3 separate regions of the Homo sapiens genome follow, and all the other regions are linked to region 1. A link is a loop called in an ENCODE intact Hi-C map of the cell type or tissue named here. Cell type or tissue: endothelial cell of umbilical vein. All regions are shown on one strand. Links, peaks and the distances in the headings refer to the core of each region. The heading gives the core; the rest is flanking DNA. Region 1 overlaps PCYT1B (phosphate cytidylyltransferase 1B, choline). Region 2 overlaps SUPT20HL1 (SUPT20H like 1). Region 3 has its middle 55 kb from the start of SUPT20HL2.

What was found. Peaks named below come from ENCODE experiments on the same cell type or tissue, not always from the same donor. Only the 100,000 strongest peaks of a DNase experiment are listed, where the experiment ranks them.
Region 2: it touches region 1 in a loop (18-fold over the local background); 4 of 110 quality-filtered maps call a loop at or near these places.
Region 3: a loop joins it to region 1, with 13 times the contacts of the local background. A loop is called at or near these places in 2 of 110 quality-filtered maps.

The regions. Positions count from the first base shown.
Region 1 is chrX:24,555,358-24,565,513 of GRCh38, forward strand. PCYT1B (phosphate cytidylyltransferase 1B, choline) reads right to left here. Exons shown (of 8, transcript NM_004845.5): 8 at 2,730-7,148. The coding sequence ends at 6,936. Among named protein-coding and RNA genes, the nearest start is that of PCYT1B, 87 kb to the right of the region's middle. RefSeq lists a silencer at 5,902-6,061. In endothelial cell of umbilical vein, for the core only: no CTCF peak of the experiment used is centred there; a DNase peak (open chromatin) is centred at 5,984.
Region 2 is chrX:24,367,191-24,377,346 of GRCh38, forward strand. It overlaps SUPT20HL1 (SUPT20H like 1), which reads left to right. Exons shown (of 1, transcript NM_001136234.3): 1 at 1-649. Among named protein-coding and RNA genes, the nearest start is that of SUPT20HL1, 12 kb to the left of the region's middle. RefSeq lists enhancers at 4,316-5,091, 8,804-9,330. In endothelial cell of umbilical vein, for the core only: a CTCF peak has its summit at 4,383 (motif pointing right); a DNase peak (open chromatin) is centred at 4,401.
Region 3 is chrX:24,254,168-24,264,323 of GRCh38, forward strand. No RefSeq gene overlaps it. Among named protein-coding and RNA genes, the nearest start is that of SUPT20HL2, 55 kb to the right of the region's middle. In endothelial cell of umbilical vein, for the core only: a CTCF peak has its summit at 5,590 (motif pointing right); a DNase peak (open chromatin) is centred at 7,124.

The DNA of each region.
Region 1 (10,156 bases), core at 1,299-9,298:
ATGTGACATGAGAAAGACTGGACTGGCTACTGCTGGCTTTGAAGATGTTAGGGGGCCATGAGCCAAGAAATGCAGGTAACCTCTAGAAGCTGGAAAGGGCAAGAAAATAGATTCTCCCCTAGAGCCTCCAGACAGGAACAGCTGCCACCTGCCAACACCTTAATTTTAGCCCAGTAAGACTCATTTTGGACTTCTGACCTTCAGGACTGTAATTTAATAAATTTGTGTTGTCTTAAGCCTCTGTGTTTGTTGTAATTTGTTAGAGCAGTAGGAAACGAATACACACCTCTTCCACTTCTTTCATCTATCATTAATCCCTGGGTACCAGATATAGAAACAAATAGAAAAAGAATCAGTGACTCAGTGGTGTTAAGGTGGGTCTGTGATCAGGCTGGTAAATGGCATTTTGTCAACATATTCCCAGTGGAACATGACTACCAAACAGATTAAAAAGACTGGTTATCTTCTCAAGCTATGTAATGGGTCATGTCCTGCTACGCACATGGCAGATGATGACAAGTTTTCTTTGGACTTGGACATTTTAGAGTGACAGGGATATTTGCAAGTATAGTCCGTTGAAAAGGTCCCTGTGGAAAGGGTAAAGTACTCCAACTCTTTCAAGTAGAGAATCATCAATTCTTTTTAAATCGAAGGTTACAGATCAAATATTTTACTTGTAGCTAATCCCTCCATCAGAACTCTTTATGAATAGAGTACAGGAAGCTTGTAGCTTAATTATTTCACCTCCACTCAAGAAAGATTATAAAGTTAAGGAGAATAGAAATTGTTTATAGGTGAAGCCGGGTGCGGTGGCTCACACCTGTAAATCCTAGCACTTTGGGAGGCCGAGACAGGCAGATCACTTGAGGTCAAAAGTTCGAGACTGGCCTGGCCAACATGATAAAACCCCATCTCTACTAAAGATACAAAAAAAAAAAAAAAAAAATTAGCCCAGGCATGGTGGCGTGTGCCTGTAATCCCAGCTACTCAGGAGGCTGAGGCAGGAGAATCGCTTGAACCTGGGAGGCGGAGGTTGCAGTGAGCCGAGATCCCACCACTGCACTCCAGCCTGGGTGACAGAGCGAGACTCTGTGTCAAAAAATAAAAAAAAATTGTTTCTAGGAACAGTACATGTCAACCCTGCTCTGACCATTTCTCCAAGTTTCTCACATTTTGGTCAACTGCAGCTGATATTTAGTCAATATGGTGCCTTTTCTAGAATACACATTATAGTCGTGTCAAAGACTAACATAAGGCTTCTATCAGCTACAGATATTTGGGCTCTTAATGAGATCTTCAGATTTTACTCTTGATTGGTTTCTACTTGATGGTTTCTTAAAGAAGTTGATCACCAAGTATACTTTGATGCTTATGAACTGTCACACTCTGTCTCAAAAGCATCTCTATGGGAGTCCTTTTAATCTAATAGTTCCTGCTGAATACCTGGAGAAGTTGCCTAAACATTCAACTCCAGTTACCAATGAAGACTCCAAGACAAGAGGACTGTGTGTGTGTGATATGTGTGGGAACACTTTTGATAGTGTACCTTTTCCCCCAGGAATTATGTTCATTAACAAAGGCTAATTCTCTTGGGGGCAAATATCAAGGTTCTTAAATATGGGTTTTAGTACACCTTGTAACTGATTGTTTTCCCCTTGAGAACATGTCTGAGGCATCATGGAAGTCAAGAAGAAACTTGTAACTGTTGCTTGAAATACAACCTGTCAAGAATGCATTTGATCTATGTGGTGAAACCAAATAGTATGGTGTACGAATAATAGGTATTCCATTTTAAAATTCATTCCCTTGCTGACTACCAGCCTGGCTTTATTTATTCTGGACCCGAGGCTAATGTCAGAACTGTGGTCATTTCAAAAAGCGCAACCTCTCCAGATGGAGTTAATGGAATTTCCTTAATTTGGCGAGTGGAGGGCACCAGCACAGTTCTCAGAATATTGACATCTGCCTTAGCTGTTGACATTTGGGATCCAGATTTAGTGCGTCCACCCCCATCTATCTGTGTCTAGCTGATCAAAGAAGCTTTTTTTCCCCAAAGATGGAAAAGTGGTTGAAATGGCCACTTCCCAAAGTTTAGGTACACTTGGGAAGCATTCCGTCAAGTGACAAGATAAGAAAAGTGGATGGAACTCTAGAGCCTTTTATCTTGATGCTAGAAGTGTGGAGGCTGAAGGCATGAAACCAGTCACCAATGCGGCTGTGGAGGCCCCAGGGGACTGGAAGACCACCTCTCCCGTGAGAGTTCAGTACTTTCTCATGGTCGTTCAGTGACAGCATCACAGCTGGTAGAAGCTTGGGGCAATGCAGCCTGCCTCATACATTCAGAGACCTTTACAGGCAAAGGAGACCTTAGAAATAATTTCCTTGAGGCCAAAGAAGTGAAAAGGTTAGGCCAAGGTCACAAAGTCAGTTAGTAGTGGAGCCTACAATGCAGGGTCCTGACTGGGTTCACCATGTGAGCTTCCCTCCACGTGGTGCTGTTCCTAACTAGCTTTCAAGTCAAATGTGGGGCCTTTGGCAACTCCAAGGCTTTGCCCTGCTCTGCACGGTGCACAGTCACATCCTTCTGAAGGGCTGGGGCCACAGCTGGGCAGAGCCAGCCGGTGGGCCAGGACAGCTGCTGCAATGCCTGTATTTTTCCCCATTGAGCTAGTTCATAAATAGGAACACACAGCAGCACACTTAAGAAACATGACAATGACACACGAAAGTGCAATTCTGCATCCCTTTATTTATAAACGAGTTGAGAATGGTGTGGTCCATTTGAGAGCAAGAATGGGATAGGAGCAGGGGGGCAGGGGGCGCGCAGAGTTGGGGGAGGCTGATTCCAGTAGTTCGCGTTATTCAGCACCAGAGTAAATGCTTGGGCATAAGGTCGTGCTTTAACCCAGACAGGTCTTGTCTTATATGTACAGCATAGTCTTAAGTATGTATGCTCTACTTATGGCTTTGTCCCTGGACACATCGCAGTGACACAACAGAGGAAAACTAGAAAGAAGTCTAGAGAGGAGAAGTTGCAAATGCCTCATGAGCTATTTCTTTTTTAAAAATCTGATGGCCAAGACTAGTGCTGAACGGATGCCTAAGAAACAGGCACATCTCTGCTAGAGACGGGCTCATCTGCTTCAGCTGAGCCAGTGACACCGTCTCGCATCTCTCCCTGGGGTATGACTAGATGCTAAAATAAGTACTGAAGACGGAGAGAAAATAAATCCGTGCTCTTCCTGTCCCTCCCTCAGGGGGTGAAATAACAGTATCTAGTAGCCTAAGAGCAAAACTGAAATCCCTAAGCTGTGTCTCTTCCACTCAGACCAGGTTAGAAGCCAGGCCAATGTCTCACGTCCTGCTCCTCTTGAGCCTGGCATTTCTTTGCCTTGGTAAGGTCCTGACACACAGGAGCATGCTTGCCAGAAGCAAGTCGTTCAGTGTGACTTATGGCACAGCAATCCCACCCTTGTTTCTTAGCTGGTGGAGGGGTGACCAGTTCATTTTAGGGTCCCCATAAGCAGCTAATATAGAAGTGCTGAAATGAAGCAACCAGAGAGGCAGGGACCCCATATCCTGCATGGGCATTTGCTAACCTTGGTTGTGCGTAAAAGGAACCCTTCCCTCTTCACCTGTCAGGGGGTGAGTTAACACTTGAAAGGGAGCGGAAAATCGGCTGGACGCCGTGGCTCGTGCTCATAATCCCAGCACTTTGGGAGGCCGAGGCGGGAGAATCACCTGAGGTCAGGAATTTGAGACCAGCCTGGCCAACATGGTGAAACCCCGTCTCTACTAAACATACAAAAATTAGCTGGGTGTCGTGGCAGGCACCTGTAATCCCAGCTACTTGGGAGGCTGAGGCAGAAGAACCCCTTGAACCTGGGAGGTGGAGGCTGCAGTGAGCCGAGATTGTGCCATTGCACTCCAGCCTGAGCAACAAGAGCAAAACTCCATCTCAAAAAAAAAAAAAAAGAAAGAAAGAAGAAAGAACAAAGAAGAATGAAAGAAAGAAGGAAGAAAGAGAAAGAAAAAGAAAGAAAGAAAAAGAGGAAAGAAAAAGAGAAAGAAGAAAGAAAAAGAAAGAGAGAGAGAGAGAAAGAAAGAGAAAGAAAGTAAAAGAAAGAAAGAAAGAAAAGCGGAAAATCACTACCCTCCTGCTCCCCTACAACTTCAGTCCCACTTTCTCCCATCTTCATAAGCTGCCCCCTTCTGCAGTCCTAAGTTGCTATCCTCCAGCCCTCATTCTGAAGCTTCCTTTCCTCACTAGGGCAAAAAGAATCTCTTTCCTTGCTTTGTGTTATTCCTGCTTACCCCTCCAAGCTTGGGGCATATTTCTCATTCCAGCCTTAACTCACTCTTGGCCATTACAGTTGACCTGCTGGCCCTAACAAAGTGCAACCCGGTCTCTGCCTGGGAGCAGGGAGGTGGTGTGGGGGTAGGGGCTGGGAGAGACTGAGAGATGGCCAAAAAGTATCAAAAGTTGGGTTGTAGAATCCTTCCCATTCCTTCTCAGTAGATTTGCAGCCTCAAGAGGGTGGAACGGGGGGACTCACTGCAGGTTAGGAGGGTGAGATTTAGAACCCATTTATGTGTGGTTTGGGCTCATCCCTGGAATAGGCATTAGTTATTTCCCATAATTGGCAGCAATGGTGACATTATCTGATGAGTCACGTAAGTGGCACCTGTCAGTATGGCGTGTAAGGCCTGCAAATGTATAGTCAGCCTGATACACTATTTGCTCCAGAGTATAAGATTCAGGTAAAAGTGAATCTATCTGCCCTGGGCCATGGAGCAGGGGCACAAAGGCCTTCCCAAGAGAGTCTCACCTGTAAAGTGAGGTCCTGAAATGGTTTTATGAGAGCAGATTTTCTTTATCCTCCTTTCCTCCCTCCAGGAACTTCTTTCCTCCTTTTCTCTTCCCTTGTTCCCGCCACCTTCCCTTGCCTGGCTGGCCTCATCCTTCACTGCTACAAGTGCCAACTAACTCAAATGGTAGGCAGACTTGCATGGCTTGACCTGAGTGCATGATGGAAGACAGAGACCAAATGGAAGAATGAGGCCCTTGTCCCTCTCTGAAGAGCAATATTCTGGGTGGCCCTTGACTGCAAAAAGAAGTTTTCTTCTTCACATGCCATGTTCCTGCCAGCCCTCTGTCCCATATGAGTGCTTCCCAGAGTCCTGGAGAAGGAAAGTGCCAAGAACAAAGAGGTTCCAAGCCAGCTCAGCCTCATAGTTTTGCTTCACAGCAGACAGCACTCATCTCCAAGTGGATAGGGAGGTAGTTCAACCCCAACAAGAAGGGGAAAGACATGCCGCCTTCCTTCACTGGTTGTCCCCTTGTCACCTAGAAGGCTGGTTCCCAAGGCCTCTGAAAAGGGGTATTTCTATCACAAGAGATTCTGGGCTCTGCCTACAAGTTGCTGGTTTGGGCCTCTATTCAGTCAGACCCCAGCTCTGTGTCTGAATTTACTGGCATACCCATACAATAACCCAAAGAGTTTGGTTCTATGCCTTAACTCTCCCTGCTCATTTCGCACAGGTGACTAAGGAGCAGGACCTTTGGACAACTCAGCAGGAACACTTAGAGTCTTCATCCTACTTGGCAAACCTAGGGCCAGAGATAATGGTGATACTACCTAGACCATTCAGATGCTGAGATCATAACTGAGCCCACAGTTCTCTGTAAAAAGTCTTGAGTTCTCCTTCACCCAAAAATGTTATAGGAGGCCACGAGAACAAAATACTAATTTCCTGGTTGGGATAAAACGTTTCCACAGGAATCTGGAATAAGCTTGACAAAGTGCCCAAGTCACAAGAGAACAGATGTTTCTTGAGACCAAGGATTTCAGAGGAGTATTATGGTGGAGCGCAGGAGTGGGGTCTATTATAAAATGCCACCACTATATACTCATATTGCACATGGGATACACCCGGGGATGACATATTGGAGCATATATAGAACAGATACGTGCAGGTAGCACCCCCTATTGGTATACTATGTTTGATACCTCAAACTGTTACTTGAGGTCTATGAAACTGTTAACTGGTCAGAAATGGGAAAAGCCATTCCATAATAGCATCCTTTAAGGAGAAGCTTCAGGAGACATTTCTTGTCCGCTAAACCTGGAGGCAAAGCAAAGCAGCTCCTCTTTTTTATATATTAGGAAGTTTTTCTTTGTTGCAGTTCCCACGGATTAAGGTAATTTCTGCAAAACAATGAAGTCAAACCAGTGATGAGAAAGTACAACCAGGAGCACATCAGGCCTTACGTGGAGTTCTTGACAAAACTGTCCTTTGAATAAAAAGTTAAGGTTCACACTAGATGACCTTTTATAACCAGCCTAAAGCAAGGCTTTGTCTATGAGCCACATTCATGGAACTGGAAGGAGCTGATGCGTTCCAACATCAGGTCTCAGTGGCTGGACTGAGGAGGTTGGAATCTGTCTTTTTCTCGACTATTTCAGAAGCACTTTGCCACCTCTATTGGAAACAATTTTATTCTGGCAGAGCTGGGGTGGTGGGAGGCAACGTGCAGGACCCTTATGGACGCAGAAGTAGCAGGTTGAGGGAACAGCCGCTGCCACAGGTGGTTTACTTGGTGGGGGTGGTGGAAGGACCAAAGCAGAAGTCACCCCATCAGTGCAAGTCTCTCTAGGGAACTCTGCATCCTTCCTTAGCAAGGTTAGAGTGACTCTAGACGCTAAGGTTTGTGTAGGTTGTCCAGCTAGAAGTCTCTGCACCTCGCCCAACTCTTCAGCTGTACGGAGAGTGAGAGAGAACTGGTCCCAAGACCTTCCCTTAGCAGAGTTCAGGGTCTCTCTGCTGAGCTGCAGCTCCTGTGACTATTACCCTTCAAACACCACCCAGGCAACCCTGTGACTCTCGCCCTCCTCCCCATCCTGCATGGTGCGGCTCTTGCCTCCCAGCAGCCTCTACTTTTCATCCTCATCCCCCTCGCTCATGCTGCTGATAGAGGCTGAGGCTGCTTTGGGTGAGGAAGGGGGTGAGGTTTTGAGTGGAAGCCATGAGAAGGTGGGCGATGGGGAGCGGGAAGGGGACCGGCTCCGGGTTGGGCTGCTCACAGGGCTCTGCTTCGGGGATAAGGCCTGCAGCATCCGGCTGCTCCTCTCCTGGAACATCTGCTTCTAAAGATAAATTGGAGAGAAGGCATCTGTTAACTTTGCAATCTGAGGCAGCAGCAAAACAAAAAGGTAAGGCAGGCAGGAGAGCCACTACCCCAAAACTCCTGAGCCCACAAACCTACACTCATACCACATCCCGTGTTGTCCAAGACTATGTATAGTAAGGAACCGAGTGATATTCAGGGGTAGTGACAGAAGATTACAGTCACCACTGGTTCTTTTTTTCTCTTTTTTTTTTTTTTTGAGACAGAGTCTCGCTCTGTCACCCAAGCTGGAGTGCAGTGGCATGATCTTGGCTCACTGCAACCTCAGCCTCCCAGGTTCAAGCAATTCTCCTGCCTCAGCCTCCCAAGTAGCTGGGATTACAGGTGCCCGCCACCATGCCCGGCTAATTTTGTATTTTTAGTAGAAACGGGGTTTCACCATGTTGGTCAGGCTGGTCTTGAACTCCTGACCTCAGGTGATCCACCCACCTCAGCCTCCTAAAGTGCTGGGATTACAGGCGTGAGCCACCATGCCCAGCTACCACTGGTTCTTAACACTCTTTCCTTCTTCCTTTTTTTTCTTCCATCTACAAAATTTAACTGAGTGTCTCTGACTAGCCAGGCAAGTAGTCATGACCTACGGACTGGAGGGGTGGCAGAAAACAAAACCCCTGACCTCATACCCTCACAGATATGAGGAGGAATCACACAATAAACAAAATATGGTATGTCAGATGGATCTGTGGTCTGTGAGAAAAAGAGGGCGAGAGGATAGCAAGTGGGGCTGGGAGCAGGGCAGCTGCGATTGCAAACAGGGTGCTCGGGGAAGGCCCCACTGAGAAAACGCTTCTTGAGTGAAGAACCTGGAAGAGATAAGGGGAGGGACCAGGTGAATGGAAATCAGAGGGCAGCGCACTCCAGACAGAGCACCCCAAGAAAGGAGCATGGAACGCACACCCAGGAAGCGCAGGCAGGGCACCGCGGCTGCCTTGAGGGCTGATAGATGGGGAGGAGCTGAGGGAGGCGGTTGGGAAGAGGTTGCCAGAGAAGGCACAGAGGGCTGTGCCATGGAGGGCCTTGGCAGCCATTGTGAGAACTCTGCCTTTCAGTCTGAGGGGACCCATGCAACAGGTCCCAGGAGAGGAGGAGGCCATCGTGGCAGTATGGAGCGAGCTGGTGGGGAAGGGAGAGGGGGAGGCACTGCGGGAGATCAGGCCAGAGACATATCAGGCGGCAGTTTCACGTACAGTCTCCTCTGAGAAGAGAAACCTCTGGAGAATTCTGAGCAAAGGATTAACAATCTGCTGCTTGTTTTCAAAAGACCATTCTGACTGCTGTGTTGGGAACAGATGGCAGTGAGGCGGGGGCAGGAACAGGGAGCCCACTTATGAGCCCGTTGCAATAAGAATCCAAGGCCAGGCGCGGTGGCTTATGCCTGCAATCCCAGCACTTTTGAAGGCCAAGTCGGGCAGATCATTTGAGGTCAGGAGATCGAGACCATCCTGGCCAACATGGTGAAACCCTTTCTCTACTAAAATACAAAAAATTAGCTGGGCAGGGTGGTGGGCACCTGTAATCCAAGCTTCTGGGGAGGCTGACGCAGGAGAACCACTTGAACCCAGAAGGTGGAGGTTGCAGTGAGCCGAGATGGCGCCACTGTACTCCAGCCTGGGCAACAGAGTGAGACTCCGTCTCAAGAGAAAAAAAAAAAAATCCAAGATGGTGATGGAGCCTGGCCCGGCCCGGGATGATGGCAGTGTGCTGAAAAATGGCAGGATTCCTAGTATATTTTCCCCCATATTTTTACTGAGGTATAATAAACTCACCCTTTTTAGTGTACAGTTCTGTTAAGTTTTTGTTTTGTTTTGTTTTTTTGTTTTTTTGTTTTTTGTTTTTTTTTGACAGAGTCTTGCTGGAGTGCAGTGGCGCGATCTCGGTTCACTGCAAGCTCCGCCTCCCGGGTTCACGCCATTCTCCTGCCTCAGCCTCCCCAGTAGCTGGGACTACAGGCGCCCGCCACCCGGCCTGGCTAATTTTTTGTATTTTTAGTAGAGACGGGGTTTCACCGTGTTAGCCAGGCTGGTCTCGATCTCCTGACCTCGTGATCCGCCCACTTTGGCCTCCCAAAGTGCTGGGATTACAGGTGTGAGCCACCGCGCCCGGCCAGTTCTGTGAGTTTTGACAATGCATACAGTTGAGTGACCACCACTGCAATCAAGGCATAGGAGGGTCCCATCAGCTCCCAAATTCCCTCATGACCCTTTGGAGTCTCCCCTCCCCCAGCCACTGGCAACAGATGTGTTTTCTGTCCCTACAGTTGTGCCTTTTCTAGAATGTCATCAAAATAGAATCCTACAGTATGTGGTCTGGCTATGTTTTCATGGTAGAGCCAACGGGACTCACTGACAGATGGGACATGGGGTGTGGGAGGAACGGGAATCAAGTGACTGCAGTCTCGGGTCCAAGAAATTGGAAAGCAGTGATGCCATTTCCCAGTTTGGGGAAGACTGTGGGGTGGGAGGAGGTTTCGGTGGTTAAGATCAGTTTACCAGTTTGGGACCTCATGTGATGGTTGCTGGGTGCTTTCAGAATTGAGCCCTTCCCTGAAGCTCCCCACTGGGCCCCCAGTGCTCCCAGCCTACTGTGCCTGCTGCCTGCTGCTCAGCCTCCCAGACGCTGCATCCCACCAACTCCTGAGCATCCTGCCTGTGCTGCCTGGGGTCTTTCAATTGCTCACATTTGAGCCTTAGCCCCCAGCCACTCAGTTCAATCCTTTGATACAAAACTGGCCCTGAAAGCCAATTCTCCTATTTACCATCTTAGGCTTTGCTTGTCCTTTGGGTTATTCATTTTACAAACCGTTACAGAGATCTTCTGGGGACCAGGTGCTACACAGGAGGAAGGGGGGGAAGAAGAGGGTAGAAGAGGTGGTCATGTCTCAGCTGGGTCTTTGATAATGCCCAGGAAGAGGTGGGTGGAGATGGGGAGTGGGTCCATGGGGGCTAGTAGAGGATGGCCTTTCTAAAC
Region 2 (10,156 bases), core at 1,220-9,219, 190 kb before region 1:
AGCAGATTTTGTACATTCATCCGATGATAGACAGTTGGTTTTTGTCTGCCTTTTGGCTGTCGTGCATAGGGCTGCTGTCAACATTTGTGTAGAAGTATTTGTTTTAGTGCCTCTTATATTTTGCTCTGTTACAGCTTTGAAGGGTACCATGTTTATATAATATTTGTTTTTCTAAGTATACATGTATGTTTCTCTGCCTTTTGCCTTAACGAAATGAAAAGAAGTTTGGTCTGGCAGTTCCAAAAGACATCAGTGAAGAGGCAGGTAACTGGTTAATCTTACTTGACAAAACCTATTACTAATGTGCTACTGATGCTGTTAAAGAAAGACTTGGCCAACTTCAAGAAAACACATCGAATTTCCTGAGTGACACCAAGTCCATCAGATCATCCTGGGCATAATTGGAAATGGTGCCTGCACTTTTAAGAAGCGAACCAGTGCAACGACTGGTTGCAAAGAAGAGTTTCTCCTTAGCTTTGGGTGCCAACTAGAGACCTGAACTCAGAATATCATCAGATTTGGTCTACTTCCTTCCTTTGTTGTCTATCTGGTCCTTTCAAGTACTACATGGAGCTACCAGCCAAACTTGTGCTTGAGTGATGTGGCTCTTTCCTCCCAGGCAGGCAAATAAATTCAGCTTTGTTTCAGATGACTGTTTGGCAAACTTTGTTGATTTCCTTCTAATTATCCCCACCTACTTGGTACTTTGATACAGGGTACCTTTTGAAGACATTAGCTGGCTACATTTTGTGAGTAAACTTTTTATTTATTTTAGTATCATGAGAACCTGGATGCTATCCCAGGACAAATTCAAAATTAGTTCTCTGCAGGTTGCATGTTCAGGGCTTAACAGCAGAACGTTGATGGTGAAGTGGTTGTGTGAAAGCAGTTGTCCCTAGAATGTTCTGACAGTTTGCAGAGAAGGTAGGCTTGCAGATGAGCATCCAGGAAAATCCAGGTAGGCCCAGCACAACAGGACATGTCAGGTGGAATTGAGCCTTTGTCACAGGGTGGGAATTTGGGAACAGGATTATATTCCTTGAGAATAATTGCAAGTGAAGAGAGGACTCTAGCCCTAGAACAGGGCTATCCAATAGAAGTATAATATGAGACCCATATATAATTTTAAATTTTCTAGTAGTCACATTTTTTTAAAGTAGAAAGAAACGAGACATTCATTTTAATAATAATTTCTGTTTAACCAAATATATCCCAAATATCATTCCTATGTTATCAATATTTTAAAATTCTCAATGAGGCATTTTACATGAGGCTTCCGACTGCAGAGACTCTCAATTCATATACCAAATTTTCATCAAATATTTGATCTGTATTTAGATTTTGTAAACCTTATAGTTGAAAATGTAGATTCACTTTCCAAACATACTTGGAAGTTTTCCCATAATTGAATCAAGTACAAGTTTTAAAATTTAAATTAATTAAAAGTACATGAAATTTAAAATTAGTTCCTCAGTCTTGCTTGTCACATTTCAAGTGCTTAATAGCCATGTATGGCTAGTGGCTATTGTGTGGGTCAGCGCAGTTCTAGAGGGACAGGAGCAAAGCAGATTATGGGGACAGAGCATCAGGCATGACCTGGGTTTGGGGCACACAGGTGGAGTGAGATTTATGATGCTGATTGCATGTAGTGGGCTGGAGCTTCTTGAGATCCTCATGGCCTATGGTCATCTGGGCCAGGACCTGCAGGATCAAGTCGCCCCAGCCATGGAGCGAGGAGGGTGGAAAAGGTCAGTCTTTTGCCAGGCTCTGTACAGCCATATGCAAAAGACCTACCAGGAGGACACTCATTTTCCCAGCAGTCAACTCAACAACCCGTATCTACCCTAAAGTGCTTGGAACCTAAGGGAGTGGGAGAGAGGAGAGGCACTGCACTTTTTTTTCTTTTTTTTTTGAGGTGGAATCTTCCTCTGTTGCCCAGGAGAGCAGTGGCGTGATCTCGGCTCACTGCAACCTCTGCCTCCCGGGTTCAAGTGATTCTCCTGCCTCAGTCTCCCAAGTAGCTGGGATTACAGGTGCCCGCCACCACGCCCAGTTAATTTTTGTATTTTTAGTAGAGATGGGGGTTTCACCATGTTGGCCAGGCTGGTCTCGAACTCCTGACCTCAGGTGATCCACCCACCTAGGCCTCCCAAAGTGCTGGGATTACAGGCGTGAGCCACCGTGCCTGGCCGGCACCACTCTTTTATTCTTCCTTTTGCACCTCCTTCCTGTGCATCTTCTGGGTCTCTAGCTCCTCCTGCAGAAGTGAAACCTGATCAGCCATGAGTTGATAATTGTGGGAGCTGCTGGTTGATGGGTATATGGAGACTCATTATACTATTCTACTTCGGCATATGTTTGAAATTCATTTATATATGAATTCATAGATATTATATCCATTTGAATAGTCAAGTTCCTGATATTCCTACAGCCCCATTAACACACCTTCCCCCCATCCCAACCTTTATCTTGTACTCGAAGTCCAGGCCCCAGCCCTCGACTTGCCCTTCTGTCTTCCCTGCTTTACTCCCATAGCAGGCAGCAAAGGGTGTGCGAGTTAATTGTTAAATTCAGTTCAACAAGTTCCTCATTAGGGACAAATTACCTGAGTTTGAAATCTGCTAATTTTCCAATCAGAGTGAGTGTTTGCACTTATGATTTGGAAATAATTACCATATGGTAAAAGCAAAACCTATTTGGGGATTAAAGTAAAGGTGAGGGAGGACAGGAGCTTATTTTGGCAACTTCCCTGGAAACCCACGTTAGCATTTGCAGATTAGTGGAGGTGCCTCTGCAGTTGGGGTGGGAAAGCTCACCTGTAGCACTGTTTTGCAAAGGCTGTTTACTTCATGTGCTAATACCCCTGAAAGGTGACTGTGGCCTTTGAAGGGAGAGCAGTGTGGCTTTTGTAGGCCAGAATTACATCTGGGAAAGAGAAAAGCCTTTTGAATGTAGCTATTTCATCTAAAAATATATCTATACTTTTATTTAAATCTGTCCTCAGTCTGAAGCTTCTGCATGAGTTGGAAATAAAAACATTTCTTTGAGGTAGAAGGGGTGAGTCTAATTGTCCTTTGGGTGATCTCACAATGAATGTAGCAGGGAAAGTTCAACTGAGAGAATTTAAAGAATTATAGGAGAGTAATTGCTGCAGAATACCACTGTGATCCAGAGTGTAGAGATCTAGGTCATTCACCTTCAATAATTTGTCCCAGTCCCAATTACTACATCACTAGTTCTAAAGCTTTAGAAACCCCTTGGTAAAGATTAGTCAAGGTTTCAGGTAATTTACAAGCCAATGCAGAAAAACTTCTGAGATGTTGCTTTTGAAATTTGGAGCCAGGAAAAGCTTTGTCTCTCCTGAGAAGGCATCCTTCCTCCTTTCTGATAACTGTAGTTGTGCAAGTTCTGAGGTTTCTCTTTGTGCCTCAGCTGCCGGGAAACTCAAAACCAAATTTGTAGCTCAAATCGCTGCGTTTACATTTATGGTTGGCACTTCAGCATTCCTCACTTCTTATTTTTTATTTCTACTTTACTAGTTCTTTTTATTTGTCTTTTGTCTTGGGAAACTGGAAACAGCCCCCTCCATGTGTCAACACATCCATCAATAAATAGTAGCTTCTATTCATTTATATATGCTGCCTCTAATCCTTTTAATAACCTAGTCATAATGTCCATTAGGTATGATTATCCTTACTTGCAAGTGAAGAAACAGGCTCAGATAGTCCTTGCCTGAGGCAATAAAGCTATTAAGTGGCACAATTTTTCAGCTCCCTTTCTGTCTGCTTCTGAAGTCTATGCCTTGTGCCTGGGTACATGTAACTGATGCATTGATGAGTCTCAACTCAGTGGTGGACTATACAGGTGAAACCATTTTATTTTTCCCAACCACTGCTTTCAACCATGCAGCACCAAGTCCCTTTTCCCATCCTTTAATGACACCTTGGGTGGACCTCATGACTTGCTGGGCTCTCTTGTTTGGTAAAGCTGACAGTCCCAATTACAATTTCAATATCGTATTCTCTGGTCTGGTGGGTGGGGGAGGACGAGAGAAGGGAGAGAGAAATCTTCCTGCGAAAATGGTCCTTTTGCAGGTGTGATGCTCTGATTTGCTGAGTGAGGTGAAGGGTCTCTGAGCACGGGGCTGGTTCTTTTTTCTGCGGCGACGGTGTTGAACTTCACTTGGATTCTGACTCCTCTGGGGCCTCTTGAAGAGCGGCTCTCTTAGTAAGCCCTGCTGTGCTCCTTCCTGTGGAGCCTTTCCAAATTCAGAAGCTGTGGGCTCACGGGATCAAGGTGGAAGTGATGCTCCCATTTGCTTTCCGGGCACACCGCCCCTCAGTACCTTTTGAACCGCTCACGTTCAGATGTCTCTAGACCACAAGGGGGCACCAGACTCCAGGTTCACATACAACACATCCCTCAAAGAATATGCGTCAAGCTCGCCCACAGTTTCCAAGGCTCCAGGGTGGTCCAGTGTGGGCCTGCGGGTCTGTGCAGCTCCACACGAGCCCAGGCAGTAAAACTGGATGCCAACTTTGCCTTCATGCAGACCTCCGACTCTCCAGGAGCGACCCTCTTAGAGGTCTCCCTTCTACATACAACTCTTGGCTTGGGAGAGCAGGGGAGTCCCAGCACTCCTTTCCTCACCCCTTCCTACTCTGTCCCAAGAAAAGAAAAGCTCCCCCCTCCACCCCAGGAACACTCAACTTCTCTCCCTCCCCTTCCCATCCTCCCGTAGCTACAGAGGCTGGAAAAGAGTGGTTGAAGGGAACGGTCAGAGTCCAAATAGGGCCAGTTCTGCCATCTCTTAGTACTCTCTGAGAACGTGTCTGCTGGCTGGTTGCAGCCCCTCGTTAGGATGTGGGAGCACCTGATGCTTTTTGTTTCCACCTTTGGCAACTCTGGGACAACAGGAAAAGTCCTATCATGCGTGAGCGCCACACACACACGCGCGCGCGCGCGCACACACACACACGCACGCACATACACAAGCACACACACGCACGTGCACACAAGCACGCACACACGCACGCGCGAACACACGCACGAGCACACACACACACAGTGCTTCCCAGCCTTCTCCCATCCTTGCCTATTTAAGATCTCTGGCTTTGCCCTCCCAATTTCCAATGGGAAAGAGCAGAAGGAAAAGCGATGAGGCCTATGGCTGGTGAGACAGGTTTTGGAAGGACTGTTTTGGGTGAGTCTGATAAACTCTAACGAGTTTATTGTAAGACTTGAGAAAGTCAGTGTGAAGCGGGAGGCAGCTTGAGAAACTTTAGCTCTCTACGCCTGTCTTCGCTATGGAGCGCATTCTTTGATATGGAAAAGTGATGCTTCTAAGAACTGTGTAAAGTGTTATGCAAATAGAGCTTCAAAACAAATCCCCTAATGCCCTGCCTTCTTCTAAGCAGGATTACTCTTGGGCTCTAAGCGGCTCCTCTACAGAAATGTTAAACTTCCACTGGAAGTAAGAAGGGGAAGGGGAACGGGGTGATTTTTAACAAGTGATATTTGGAGCTATGCATCTTTTTCATACTCCCTGAGAAGCCAGTTATTTTGAAATGATTGTTTGGCAGTGTTTGGAGAGTGGGAGGTTTGAAGTTGAGATTATGGAGGCTCTTATGGTTATTGATAATGATGAGTTCTACTGTAAAACCATGGTAGTGTGGTTGCCTGTGGTTGATGTCTTAACAGGATCTTTGCAGGAGAGGAGGTCAAGGAGTTGAAGGCCCAGGCTACTGGAAGGATTATCTATGTGGATACCAAAATCATCAAGAATTCATACTGCTGGCATAGTGTTGAAGAGGATGATAATGAGTCAGGCCCTAGAATCTTCAAGGTATGGTGGGGAAGAAGAGGGGTTTGGTTTTAGAGGTCAATTACATCAAGATGACCCTTAATATTGATTGTAGGGAAACTGCTTCAATGTCTTGTGTGTGTGTGTGTGTGTGTGTGTGTGTGTGTGTGTGTGTGACAGAGTCTTTCTCTCTCACCCAGGCTGGAGTGCAGTGGTGCCATCTCGGCTCACTGCAACTTCCGCCTCCTGGGTTCCAGCGATTCTCCTGCCTCAGCCTTCCGAGTAGCTGGGATTACAGGCGCCTGCCACCATGCCTGGCTGATTTTTTGTATTTTTAGTAGAGACGGGGTTTTGCCATGTTGGCCAGGCTGGTCTGGAACTCCTGACCTCATGTGATCTGCCCGCCTTGGCCTCGCAAAGTGCTGGGATTACAGGTGTGACCCACCGTGCCCGGCCTTCAATGTCATTTTTTAAGTATTGAGAGCATGCTTACATGCAAGGCCTTTTGCTAGGTAATGGTGGGGAAGAGTAGGGCACATTCTCTGTCTTCAGTGGGATTAAAGTCTACTCAGAGAGAGAAGGGAAATAAATGATTTTACATCAAGGAGACGATGACAAATATCATTAAAAATAAATCTTACTGGATGGAATTGGGGAAGGCCTCACAAAGGAGGTGACCCTCAGGTGACCTTGGCTTGGATTTTGTTAGGTTTAGATGGGGGCGGGAAGAAGGTGTTCTAAGTAGAGGAATCACACGAGCAAAGGAACAGTGGAGGATGATCAGCGCAGAAGAGGCGCTATCTATAGCATGGTGTACGTGCAGAGCGGAAGTGAAGGAAAGGGCTAAGACAGGCTGGCTCCGTAGCATGGATCTTCTTGGTAATTTAAATGAGACAGATTCTACTGTTTGAATTAGGAAGCCAGGTGGGGCATGGTGGCTCACACCTGTAATCCCATCACTTTGGGAGGCTGAGGTAGGCGGATTGCTTGAGCTCAGGAGTTTGAGACCAGCCTGGGCAACATGATGAAACTCCGTCTCTCTCAAAAAAAAAAAAAAAAAAAAAAAAAATTAGCTAGGCGTGGTGGTGCGTGCCTGTAGTCCGAGCTACTCGGGAGGCTGAGGTGGGAGAATTGCTTGCCCAAGGAGGCTGCAGTGAGCCATGATTGCACCACTGCACTCAAGCCTGGGTGACAGAGTGAGACCCTGAGACCCTGTTGCAAAAAAAAAGAAAAAAGAAAAAGAATAAGAATAAGGAAGCCAACAGAATCACAGGATTGAAAATGCCTAAAGGGAGAAAAAGAAATTCTAAAGCTCTTCTTCCACTTAACAAAGGCTTCTAACCGAAATATTTGTTACCTTGTGGAAAACAGAATTGACAATTTCCGTATTATTATTACCAGGGCAACACATTATTTAATAAGATGACCAACCAGAGTTGCAGACTTTTAGGTGTTATAGGTGCCATTTCACAGGACATAGCAACACACTCTGATATCCAGGTAACTTAAGAGATACATTTCTTTAGAAATAACACTTCCAAGGACAGTTTTATAGTAACAAAACAGACTAGGATTATGGTCTTTCATCCAAGCCTCCACGCTGGCAAGGAGAGTGGGATAGATACTTGCATGAATGTTCCCCATTAGAATTTTATGACATGGGACTGGCTCTGTGTCACATAATAGTGTCTGCTTCTCTGAAGCTGCAGGGAAGAGGGAACATTTTCTTTTTATTTTTCTGAGATTTTTTCACCAGAAGTTGGGGCTGGTCGTTAGCAGGTTAAGTATTAAAATTACAAGAAACTTAAAAATTACAATATGGGCCAAGTGCGGTGGCTCATGCCTGTAATCCCAGCACTTTGGGAGGCCAAGTCAGGTAGATCACTTGAGGTCAGGAGTTCAAGAGCAGTCTGGCCAACATGGTAAAACCCTGTCTCTAGCAAAAAATAAAAAAATTAGCTGAGTGAGATGGTGCGTGCCTGTAGTCCCAGCTACTTGGGGAGGCTGAGGTGGGAGAATCGCTTGAACCTGGGGGCAGAGATTGCAGTGAGCCCAGATCACGCCACTGCACTCCAGCCTGGGTGATACAGTAAGACCTTGTCTCCAAAAAAAAAAAAAAAGAGAAAAAATAATTACAATATGGAAAAGAAAAAGGCTATAGAGAAGTTTAACAAAGTAAATATGAGGCAGATAATATTAGGTCGAACCATATGAGATTGTTGATATTTGATACTTTTGCTCCATTAAAAAGGCAATTTCATACAATTCGATGTAAAATCTACAGTTTCAGTCTTGAATGCCAAATGAGAAATATGAAGTTAATTTGGGAAATATTGGGGAGCCACCATTGGGGGAGAAACGCTATGATTGGAGCTGTGGTTTAGCATAGTTTATGAGGCAGGAATGCGAAGGAGGAATTGGAGGGGGAGAGCCTGGGGGTCAAACCATACTTTTATACCCACTGTACTTGAAAGAATACCCCTAGATTCGTTGATAGTATAAATGCACTGAGGAGCTACAATACTGTTCACCTTTTAAATTAAAGATTAAGAGTTCACAACTTCTTCATCTAAGAGGTAGAAATAATAATGGCTACTTCACAGGGCTTAGGTAAGGATCAAATGATATTATACATGAACAAGACATTTAGAAACACTGTATCTCATCTCCTGCTACTTGAAATGTCTGCAGCTCAGCAGCAGCGTTATCACCTGGGAGCTGGTTAGAAATGTGATTCTCATTCGCCTTAAATGCTCCCTGTACCATGGAGACGGACCCAGCATAGGAAAGCCACACACTCAGCCTGGATGCGTGGAGTGCGTGGAGAGGCTGAGGGACTCACCGGAGGGCACCCAGCCAGCCCACAGACAGGGAAGTGGGGAGGGGGCGGAAACCCATGCCTTCCAGCTGAGCACTGGGAGTGTTAGCCCAGTAAGTATTGGCCAGTGAGGCGCCTCGTGGTCAGAGCAGAGCCACCAGGTCCCACTGCCCCCAGCCCCTGCACAGCCCTCCCTCCTGCCTGGGTGAGGGAAGCTGGAGGTCATCGGAGATGCTGACTGCTGCCACCCCAGGTGCTCCCGCTCTGTCATAGCACTGATCAGTGACAACTTACAGGAATGTAGCAGCGATGGAATTACCTGGAACAGATTTGTGTGTGTGTGTGTGTGTGTGTGTGTGTGTGTGTGTGTGTGTGTGGTGGGGAGTGGGGGGGGTGCAACTAAACAAACACAAAGTTTTCTGTGTCAGGTATTGGGCTGGACAGGGCAGTTGTGTGTTGGGGTGGTTTTTTTCTCTATTTTTTTGTTCGTTTCTTGTTTTTTAATAATGTTTACAATGTCTCAATCACTCTTTTATAAAGATTCCACCTCCAGTCCTCTCTCCTCCCCCCTACTCACGCCCTCGAGGCTATTAGGAGATGCTTGAAGAACTCAATAAAATCCTAATCCAAGTCAAACTTTGCACATATTTATATTTCTATTCAGAAAAGAAACATTTCAGTAATTTATAATAAAGAGCACTATTTTTTAATGAAAAAAATGTGAATCTCAGGCTCTACTGCAAACCTGCTGAATCAGGATCTGCATTTTATTTTATTTATTTATTTATTTATTTATTTATTTATTTATTTATTTAGTAGAGACTGGGTCTCTATATGTTGCCCAGGCTGGTCTCAAGCTCCTGGCCTCAAGCGATCCTCTTGCCTTGGCCTTCCAAAGCACTGGGATTACGGGAGTGAGCCACCACGTCCAGCAGGATCTGCATTTTAATAAGATTCCCAGGTGATTTGTATACACAGTCAAGTTTGAAAAGGACGGCCCAATCCCAAAACAATTACATTCAGACTAAAATATCTTTTCCATCCATTGAATGTGTCATTTTTCAACATTTAGTGCATGGTCATTGTCTTCCCTAATCAAATCAGAAAATGCAAAGTTCACATGAGGTGGCATACCATCGTTGAAACAGTGGCCTTTCAGATCCTGACTCTTGATGCTTGCTGTCTACTTACCTTGGGCAAACTGCTTCATCTGTATAAGCCTCCTCTGTGTCCTCATCTGCAAAATGGGTTTGAGAGTTCCAACCTCCCCAAGTTGCTGTGATGACCGATAGACATAATGCATGTTAAGGATCATACATAGAGCATAGCATGATGTGGTGAATAGTCACCAAATTGTACTTACTTGTTTTTAAATAAGGAAACTCACATTCATATGGTTTAAAAAAAAGATCAAGAGTTCAGTGATAGGGCCACGATGAGTGGATTATAAAAATGGGCTTTCATACCCCAGTAGATTTGAATCTTGCCAGACTGTTCTACCAACCTAACTTAAACACATACACACACACACACAC
Region 3 (10,156 bases), core at 746-8,745, 300 kb before region 1:
TCCTCCCTCTCCTATCTCTTCCATGTTGATATATCTTGAATTTTAGTTACAATTTGGTATTAAAGACTATGAATTTTATAAGCAATAATTTAGACCTACCACGTATCTTATTAATTTCTTTGTTGTCTATTGCTTCTGGCATCCTACCGTTTCTTTTGGTTTCTTTTTTTTTATTTATGAACTGGAAAATTTAATATTGTTAAGATGGCAATAATATCCACAATTTTAAAAAGATTTAATACATTTCATATTACATTTTAATGGTCTTTTTGCAGATATGAAAAAAGGTGATCCTCAAATTCATATGGAATGTAAGGGGCTCAGAATAATCAAAACGATATTGAAAAAGAACAGCCAGTTTGGAAGTCTCGCACTTCTCATTGGTTTCATTTTTTAATTAATTTATTTTTTTTTTGAGAAAGAGTCTCACTCTGTCACCCAGACTGGAGTGCAGTGGTGTGATCTCAGCTCATTGTAGCCTCAACCTCTTGGGCTCAAGTGATCCTCCCACCTCAGCCTCCTGAGTAGCTGGGATCACAGGCATGTGCCACCACTCCTGACTGTTTATTTTTGTATTTTTTGTAGAAATGGGATCTCACTATGTTGCCCAAGCTGGTCTTGAACTCCTGAGATCAAGCGATCCTCCCGCTTTGGCCTCCTAAAGTGTAGGAATTACAGGCGTGAGCCACTGTGCCCAGCCTGGTTTCATTTTTCTCTTACTGAAGTGCTCTTGGAGCATCTGTTATGATCAAATGTCTGAGTCCTTGTAATCTGAGGATGTTTTTATTTTGCCCTCATTCTCGAAGGACAATATTAATAGATATAGAATTTGAAGTTCAAAGATATTTTCCCTGGCAGAGTGTGCCCTTTGGGAGGCTGAGGCAGGTGGATCACCTGAGGTCAGGAGTTCCAGACCAGCCTGGCCAACACGGTGAAACTCTGTCTCTACTAAAAATACAAAAAATTAGCTGGGTGTGGTGGCGGGTGCCTGTAATCCCAGCTACTCAGGAGACTGAGGCAGGAGAATCACTTGAACCCGGGAGGCGGAGCTTGCAGTGAGCCAAGATCGCGCCATTGCACTCCAGTCCGGGCAACAAGAGCGAAACTCCATCTCAAAAACAGACAAACAAACAAAAAAAAAACCCAACAAACAAACAACAAAAACCAAAGATATTCTCCCTCAGCACTTAGCAACTATTACTCTATTATCTTCTTGCATCCATAAAAAAAACCAAAAAAACAAAAAAAATCTTTTTACTCTGAACAATTTTAATCTTACAGAAAAGTAGAAGGAATAACACAATGAGACCCCAGATATCCCTCCCTTGACTTCAGCAATGATCAATATATTTGCATCCATTTTGCTGATGGGATATCTCATGTTAATCTTGTTCTCATTTTTGGGGGGTCTTTTTGTTCTTCTGGTAACTTTTAGGTAGCTCTTCATCCTTCTTGTTCTGAAAATTTACCACAGTGTCTATGTTTTTTTTTTTTTTTTTAAATCCTGATTAGCATTCAGAGAGGTCTCTCTCAATCTAAGGACTTGTGTTTTGGTGCAGTTCCAGGAATTTGTTGACTATTATTTTTTGAATATTGCTTCAATTATCTCCTTCTGGAAATTCTTTTAGAGGAATTTGTAACTACTGAATCTTTTCTCCATGTGTCTTTACAATTTTCTTCATTCTTTTCATCTCTTTATCTCTGTGCTCTGTTCTGGGAAAATTTCTCAATATAGCCTTCAGCTTCCTGGTTTATCTTTCAGCTGTGTATAATCTGCTATTCACTGATACATTTTTTGGTTGCTAAGCTTTTAATATTTTATGGTTACAATGCTTGATTGTGTACTTCTCTCCCCTAGGAAAATTCTCCTGGGTGCATCCCTAGTGGAAATGGTTATCTAGAGGGCCTAACTGGCAGAGGGGCAGGCCTCATAGGAACACTGTGGCTGCAGTGTGAGCCCGGACCTCCTAGCAGCAAGGGTCACCATCCTCCTGACGTGAAGGGTGAAGGTCTTAGTTTAACTGATAGAATCTACTAACTACTTTTAAACAGCAAAGGAATTTTATTTCTACTTTTTTTTTTTTTTTTTTAGACAGAGTTTCGCTTTTGTTGCCCAGGCTGGAGTGTAGTGGCACGATTTTGGCTCACTGCAACCTCCGCCTCCCAGGTTCAAGCGATTCTTCTGCCTCAGCCTCCCGAGTAGCTGGGATTACAGGCATGTGCCACCACACCCAGCTAATTTTTGTATTTTTAGTAGAGATGGGCTTTCTCCATGTTGGTCAGGCTGGTCTTGAACTCCCGACCTCAGGTGATCCGCCTGCCTCGGCCTCCCAAAGTGCTGGGATTACAGGCACGAGCCACTGCGCCCGGCCTATTTCTACTTTTTACTGAGGAATGGAATAAAGTACTCAAAGAGAGTTAATACATTATACACCTTAACTTTTACATGTGTATACACTTGTGTAATCACCACCTGGATCAAAATATAGATGATCCTCCTCAGCCTTCCAGAAGTTCTTTGTGCCTCTTCCCAGTATGAATCCCCTCTTCCCACTACAAGTAACCATTTCCTCTGATTTCTATCATCATCGATTAGTTTTCCTGTTTTTGAACATTATATACATGGAATTACACCATACGTATGTGTCTGACTTCCTTTGCTGAACATATAGTTAGGAGATTCACCCTTGTTGTGTATATAAGTTGTCCTTTTGTATTGCAGTGTAATGTTCTATTGGATGAATAGATCACATATTCCTTCTCCTATTGACAGACATTTGGTTCTTTTCCAGTTTTTAGTTATGCTGAATAAAACTTCTAGGAACATTCTCATTCATGTCTTTTGGTATACATATGCATTTATTTCTCTTAGGTGCAAACCTAGGAAAGAGATTGTTGGGCCATAGACCAGGCATGTATTTAGCTTTAGTAGATACAGTTAAATAATGTTTCCACAGTGGTTGTACCAATTTATATTCCCATCAGCAATGTATGAAAGTTCCAGTTGCTCCACATCCTTGCCAATACCTAGTATTATGAGCCTTTTTATTTTTAGCCATTCTGGGGATTTGTAGAGGTATCTCATGGTTTTAATTTGCATTTTCCTGATGAGTAGTGACGTTGATCACTGGGACAGATGAGATTTTCCTAAAGAAATTCTCAACAATGTCTCCCATTCCACATGACCTTATAATGTAACTTTAGCATTCTTCCTATGGAGAGGTGGCATCTGTGTTCCCTCCCCTTGAATCTTGTGACTATGGTGGAAATGGTAACATGTGATTTCTGAGGCTAGGTCTTAAGAGGCATTACCTAGTTTTTTGAGACACCCCTTTGGAGCCCAGAGCTTCCATACAAGTAGTTAAACCTGACGTCACTATGCTATGACAAAGCCCAAACAAGCTCATACAGAGAGATCATGGGAAGAGCCCTTGAGGCTACATGAGAAGAAAAAGATTTCCAGCCAGCCCCCCGCTGCTGCAATCCCCCACTGGTCCAGCTCTAACTACCATTTGACTACAACTGCATGAATCACACTAAGCCAGACCCTCCCAGCTAATACAGTCCTCAATACTTGAATGTTGCTTTAAGCCAGTAATTCTCAACTGGGGGAGATTTTGCACCGCGCTGCACCCCGCCCCGGGATGTGTGGCAATGCCTGGAGATATTGTCATAACTTGGAGGTGGGTGCATGGTGGTACTTGCTTCCAGTGGGTGGAGACCAGGGGTGCTGCTAAACATCCTGCAGGGACACAGGACAGCCTCCAGGACAAAGAATTATCTGGTCCCAAATGCCAACTGTGCTGAGATCGAGAAACCCTACTTAAACTACATAATCCACTAAGTTTTAGGTTGATTTGTAATGTAGCAAAAGTACTAGAACAATCATGCAGGCAGAGAGGGAGTTTATTTTTATTTATTTTTGAGACAGAGTTTTGCTCTTGTCACCCAGGCTGGAGTGCAGTGGCACGATCTCGGCTCACTGCAACCTCCGCCTCCTGGGTTCAAGCGATTCTCCCGCCTCAGCCTCCCAAGTAGCTGAGATTACAGGCACCTGTTACCACACCCGGCTAATTTTTGTATTTTTAGTAGAGACAGGGTTTCACCATGCTGGCCAGGCTGGTCTCAAATTCCTGACCTCAGATGATCCGCCCACCTTGGCCTCCCAAAGTGCTGGGATTATAGGCATGAGCCACTGCGCCTGGCCCAAGAGGGAGTTTATTAAAGAAGATTAGTTCACGGGCTAGGCGCGGTGGCTCACACCTGTAAGCCCAGCACTTTGGGAGGCTGAGGTGGGCAGATCACCTGAGGTCAGGAGTTTGAGACCAGCCTGGCCAACATGGTGGAACCCCATCTGTACTAAAAATACAAAAAATTAGCCAGACGTGGTTGCGGGTGCCTGTAGTCCCAGCTACTCGGGAGGCTGAGGCAGGAGAATCGCTTGGACCCAGGAGGCGGAGGTTGCAGTGAGCCGAGTTCGTGCCACTGAGTTCCAGCCTGGGCAACAGAATGAGAATCTGTCTCAAACAAACAAACAAAGAAAATTAGTTCACAGATCTCTGAGAGGGCCGGAGTGTTGGACTTAAATGTTACTCAGCCTGGAGTACTGCTCAAACCGCATCACTGGCTGTCCAGTGAAGACCACTGGATGTGGACCCACAGCTTGCACCTGTGATACTGAGAACTGGATTCCAGAACCTCTGGATTCTGGATGCCGTTGCCACCCTCACCAGAAAGTAGGTTCCATGTGTTTCCTGCTTCTTCACATTGCTCACTTTGTAATCAGTCCGATTTTGAGATGGCTGATGGATGAGCCCTGGGTCGTGTGTGAACTGTCTGCAAAGGAAGCCGAGAAAGCAAGTTTTCTGGCTTCTACCAAGGAGGCAGGACTAACAAAGCTTCCAAAGATGCTGGGAAGCCAGGAACCTTGGCAAGATTCCTTGGCACTATGTTGTGATAAGGTTGTTGCAAACACCTTTGGGTTATTTCTAGTTTTTTTTTTTAACTTATTTAAAATAATGCTGTCTGTTATTATACATTTTGGGCTAGAGATTTTACTTTAGGGATTATAATCCCAAAGAAACAACTACCCAGCTATAGTAACATGGTACTTATTACCTTATTGATAGTAACTACTGAAAACCAGAAAGAGCTCAAGCATATAAAACCGTGGAACAACAGACTAATTTGTGATCTAACAAACGTCTAAGATTTCCACAGATGGTATGAATTCCAAATATCAGGTCACATTGTCTTCACCTGTTTATGCTTGGCCAGACCATGCATCCAGTTTACTTTGAAATGTGTGGTCACTGTGACTACGTAATTTTATCCTGATGGAATATTATAACAAAAATACTAACTCTATGTTTTACTAGGTGAATACATGGAAAGCAGGTACAAAATGTTTTATGAAAGAAACAGAAGAGTCTAAATACACTCATTGTGACCATGGAAAATTAGTGTTTGCATAATGCAAAGGGTTTGCTTTTGGTTTGTAAAGTTATTTAATATTGAAAAAGGAAATTCCCTTTTGTTTTTCCTAATGTTTGTATTAACCTCAGAGCTTCTGAAGAGCTTGCCCAATAGGTGGCAGTACTGGATAAGAACAGACAGAAACTGCTGCAGGCTGCCTTCAAGCGCTGTTTCTCAAACTTTGGTGTACATACCAATGATCATGTTAAAACACAGCTTGTTGGGCCTCACTGCACTCGGAGTTTCTGAGTTACTAGATGTCTTAGTCTCGTAGTGCTGCTATAACCAAATACCTGAGACTCAGTTATTTATAACAAAATACCTGAGGCTGAGTTATTTATAAAGAACAGAAATGTTGCCTCACAGTTCTGGAGGCTGGGAAGTCCAAGATCAAGGAAGTCCAAGATCACCGACAGGTTTAGTGTCCGGTGAGGGCCTGCTCCATGGATGGTGTCTTCTCCTAGCATCACCCTCACATAGTAGAGGGCAGAGGGGCAAAAAAAGCCTAAGCCGTTCCCTGCAGCCCTTTTATATGGCACGGATCCATTCATGACAGCAGAGCCCTCGTGGCTTAACGCCTCTGAAAGGCCCCATCTCTTAATACCACCACCATGGGGATACCCTTTCCACATGAATTTTGGAGGGGATGCCTTCAAACCATAGCAGCAGGTTTGGGGTGGGGCCCGATAATGTGCGTTTCTAACAATTTCCCAGGTGAAACTGATGCTGCTGGTTGGGGATCACACTTGAGAACCACAGTCTTCTCGCACTGGGAGCTTGTTAAAGTGCAGAAGATCATCCTTCTCTCCTTCCTTATAGCATCCCCCTGCCACCCACTCCATTGCCATGTGTTAATGGAAGAGCTGGGCCACTTTTCCCTTGAAATACTTTCATTTTCCCGTTGAAATACTTTATTCCTTGGCTCCCACAATATCCCACTCACCTCTTTTGCCTTCTCTCTTTCATTTTTTTTTACTATTTTTAAAGAGATGGGGTCTGGCTATGTTGCCCAGGCTGGAGTATAATGGCTATTCACAGGCATAATCATCACAGCACACCCTGTGTTAATGGGGAAGCTGGGGCAGCCACTTGGAGGTGGGGGGCCCTGCAAACAAATGTTTCTTCCTGGCCTACTTGACCTTCTACATCCCATCTTCCATTTGAAGGGAGTAAACAGGCACAATGGAGGGAATGCCCTTTATCTATCGCTTCCTGGAGGCACTGACAGACCTCACAGTGGGGTCTAACTTGGGCCCCCATTACTGGTATCTCTGGCCCCCTACCTGGTATGCCCTTTGTCCACTTTGGGGTACTTCCTGTCTTGCTGCGGGCATCCTGGCGTCCTTGGCACTCCTCTCTTCCCTCCCTTCTGCCAACACTGATCTTACAATGTACTTCGGACTTTGCTTTAACTCCCTCCTGGGCTTGGTATGTCTTGTGCTCTAACTACTGAAGAGCTTGCTTTCGATGCATAGAAATCCAAGCAAAATTTAGCACTGGATATTTTAACTCTCTCCTCAAACTTTCAACCTCTCCTCCTCTATTTTCACTCTCTCAGCTGAGCTTGACTTTGCTTCCTACTTCACTGAGGAAATGGAAATTATTAGAAGAGCATGTGCACAAGTTCCCAGCACAGCAGCTTCCCTTCCCCCTGCATCTGAACCCGTGATACTCCACTTCCTCTCCAATAAGACGAATGACTTATGTTCCTAGCCAACCGCAGCCTCTCCACTGAGTGCTAGATTCTATCCCCTCTCAAGAACAGGCTGTGGCAATTCTTTCCTCTCTACCACATCACCAGTTTTCTCCTATTTACCGCATCACTCCCATCAGCACACGTGCTACTATTTCTTTGATATTAATTAATAAGAGTTGCTTCTGGGCCAGGCCCTGTGGCTGATGCCTGTAATCCCAGTGACTCAGGAGACTGAGATAAGAAGATTGCTTGAGGCCAGGAGCTGGAGACCACCAGCCTGAGCAACACAGTGACACCCTGTCTCTAGAAAAAAAATAAAAATGTACCTGGGTATAGTGGTGTGTGAGCCTGTAGTCCTAGCTGCTCGGGAGGCTGAGGTGGGAGGATTGCCTGAGCCCAGGAGTTCAAGGCTGCAGTGAGCTATGATTGTGCCACTGCACTCCAGCCCGTATGTGCTCTGCTCAATACTCCAGCCTTTAAAAAAAAAAAAAAAAAAAAAAAAGCCCAGGCACGGTGGCTCACGCCTGTAATCCCAGCACTTTGGGGGGCCAAGGCGGGTGGATCACGAGGTCACGAGTTTGAGACCAGCCTGACCAACATGGCGAAACCCCATCTCTACTAACAATACAGAAATTAGCCGGGTGTGGTGGCAGGCGCCTGTAATCTCAGCTACTCAGGAGGCTGAGGTGGGAGAATAGCTTGAACCCAGGAGGCGGAGGTTGCAGTGAGCCGAGATTGTGCCATTGCACTCCAGCCTGGGTGAGAGAGAGAGAGAAACTCCATCTCAAAAAAAAAAAAAAAAAAAAAAAAGTTGCTTCTGTTTATTGTCTCTAATTTCTCTGCTTCTATTCTCCCATGAACCTACCCAATCAGACCTCATCTCTCTACCAAACTGCAACTGCCCTAGTCACAAAAGCTCTCCAACATTTGCAAAGTCCAATGGTCACTTCTCAGTCCTTAGTGGCAGCATTTGACATGTTGATCACTTTCCCCTTGAAATACTTTACTCCTTGGCTCCCACAATACCCTACTCACTTCTTTTGCCTTCTTTTATTATTTTAAAGAGACAGGGTCTCGCTATGTTGCCCAGGCTGGAGTACAATGGCTATTCACAGGCTCAAGCATCACAGCACACTATAGCCTTAAACTCCTGGCTCAGCCTCCCAAGTAGCTGGGACTCCAGGTGTGCATCACCATGCCCAGCTGTCTCCTCTCTCTCTCTTTTTGAGAAAGGGTCTCACTCTGTTGCCCAGGCTGGAACGCAGTGGCACTATCATAGCTCACTGCAACCTTGACCTGGGCTCAAGTGATCCTCCCGCCTCAGCCTCCAGAGTAGCTTGGACTACAGGTGTGCACTACCATGCCTGGATAATTTTTTTTTTCTTTGAGACAGAGTCTCACTCTGTCACCCAGGCTGGAGTGCAATGGTGTGATCTCGGCTCACTGCAACCTCTGTCTCCCAGGTTCAAGCCATTCTCCTGCCTCAGCCTCCAGAGCAGCTGGGATTACAGGCACCTGCCACCACGCCTGGCTAATTTTTGTATTTTTAGTAGAGACGGGGTTTCACCCTGTTGGCCAGGCTGGTCTTGAACTCCTGACCTCCGGTGATCTGCCCACCTTGGCCTCTCAAAGTGCTGGGATTACAGGCAGAAGCCACTGTGCCTGGCCTAGCCTGGCTAATTTTTAAATTTTTTGTAGAGACAGGGTCTTGGTATGTTTCCCAGGCTGGTCTCAAACTCCTAGGCTCAAGCAATCCTCCCATCTCAGCCTCCCAAATCACTGGAGTGACAGGTGTGAGCTACCGTGCCCGACCTGGCTTCTTTTTTTTTTTTTTTTTTTTGAGATGGAGTCCCCCTTGGTTTCTCTTTTTGGGCACTCTTTCTTGTCCCATTTGCTGGGTCCTCTTCATTTTCCCAACTTCCAAGTGTTAAGTTTAATCCTTAAACCTCTTTTGTATCTACTCTCTCTGTCATCTCCTTTAGTGTTTCAGGACTTTAAAGCCATCTATATGTCGATAACTCCCCAGTTTATATCTCAAGCCTGAACCTGTCTCCCTCCTGAGCTGTACATCCAACTGTCTACTAGACATCTCTATCTGGACATGTGTTAGGCACCCCACTTGCCTGTCCCAATCAGAGTCTTGGATGTGTACCCTCCGCTCTACTTCAAGCTACTCCTGCAAACTTCCTCACCTCAGCTGCACTGGCTCAGGACAAAAACCTTAGTGTCATCCTCGATTCCTTTCTCCCATAACCCATATCCAGGCTGTCAGCAAATCTTCTTGGCTATATTTTCAAATGATCGACAGAATTCAGCCATTTCCCTTGACCTTTCCCTCTGTCTCTGACTGCTACCAAGATCTAAGCCACCACCATTTCTCACCTGGGCTATTCAAATAGCCTCCCAAACGGTTTCTTGCTTCTGTCCTTGCCCACCTGCACTCTGTTCTCACCACAGCTGCCAACAATCTCGTTAAAACCTAAGTCAAATAGTGTTATTCCTTTGTTCAATCCCTCTGCTCCATTTTCTCAGAATAACACTCGAGTTGTTCTTAAGACCTGCAAGGTCCCACATGCTCTGCACCCTGGACTTCAAATCTCCATTGCTCTCACCCTTGGTCACTGTATTAGTCAGGGTTCTCTAGAGGGACAGAACTAATAGGATAGATGTGTCTATGAAAGGGAGTTTATTAGGGAGTATTGACTCACATGATCACAAGGTAAAGTCCCATGATAGTCTGCAAGTTGAGGAGCAAAGAAGCCAGTCTGAGTCCCAAAACCTCAAAAGTAGGGAAGCTGACAGTGTAGCCTTCAGTCTGTGGCCAAAGGCCCAAGAGCCCCAGCAAACCAGTGGTCTAAGAGTCCACTAAATCCAAGAGTCCAAAAGCTGAAGAACTTGGAGTCCAATGTTTGAGGGCAGGAAGCATCCAGCATGGGAGAAAGATGAAGGCCAGAAGACTCAGCCAGTCTGCTCTTCCATCTTCTC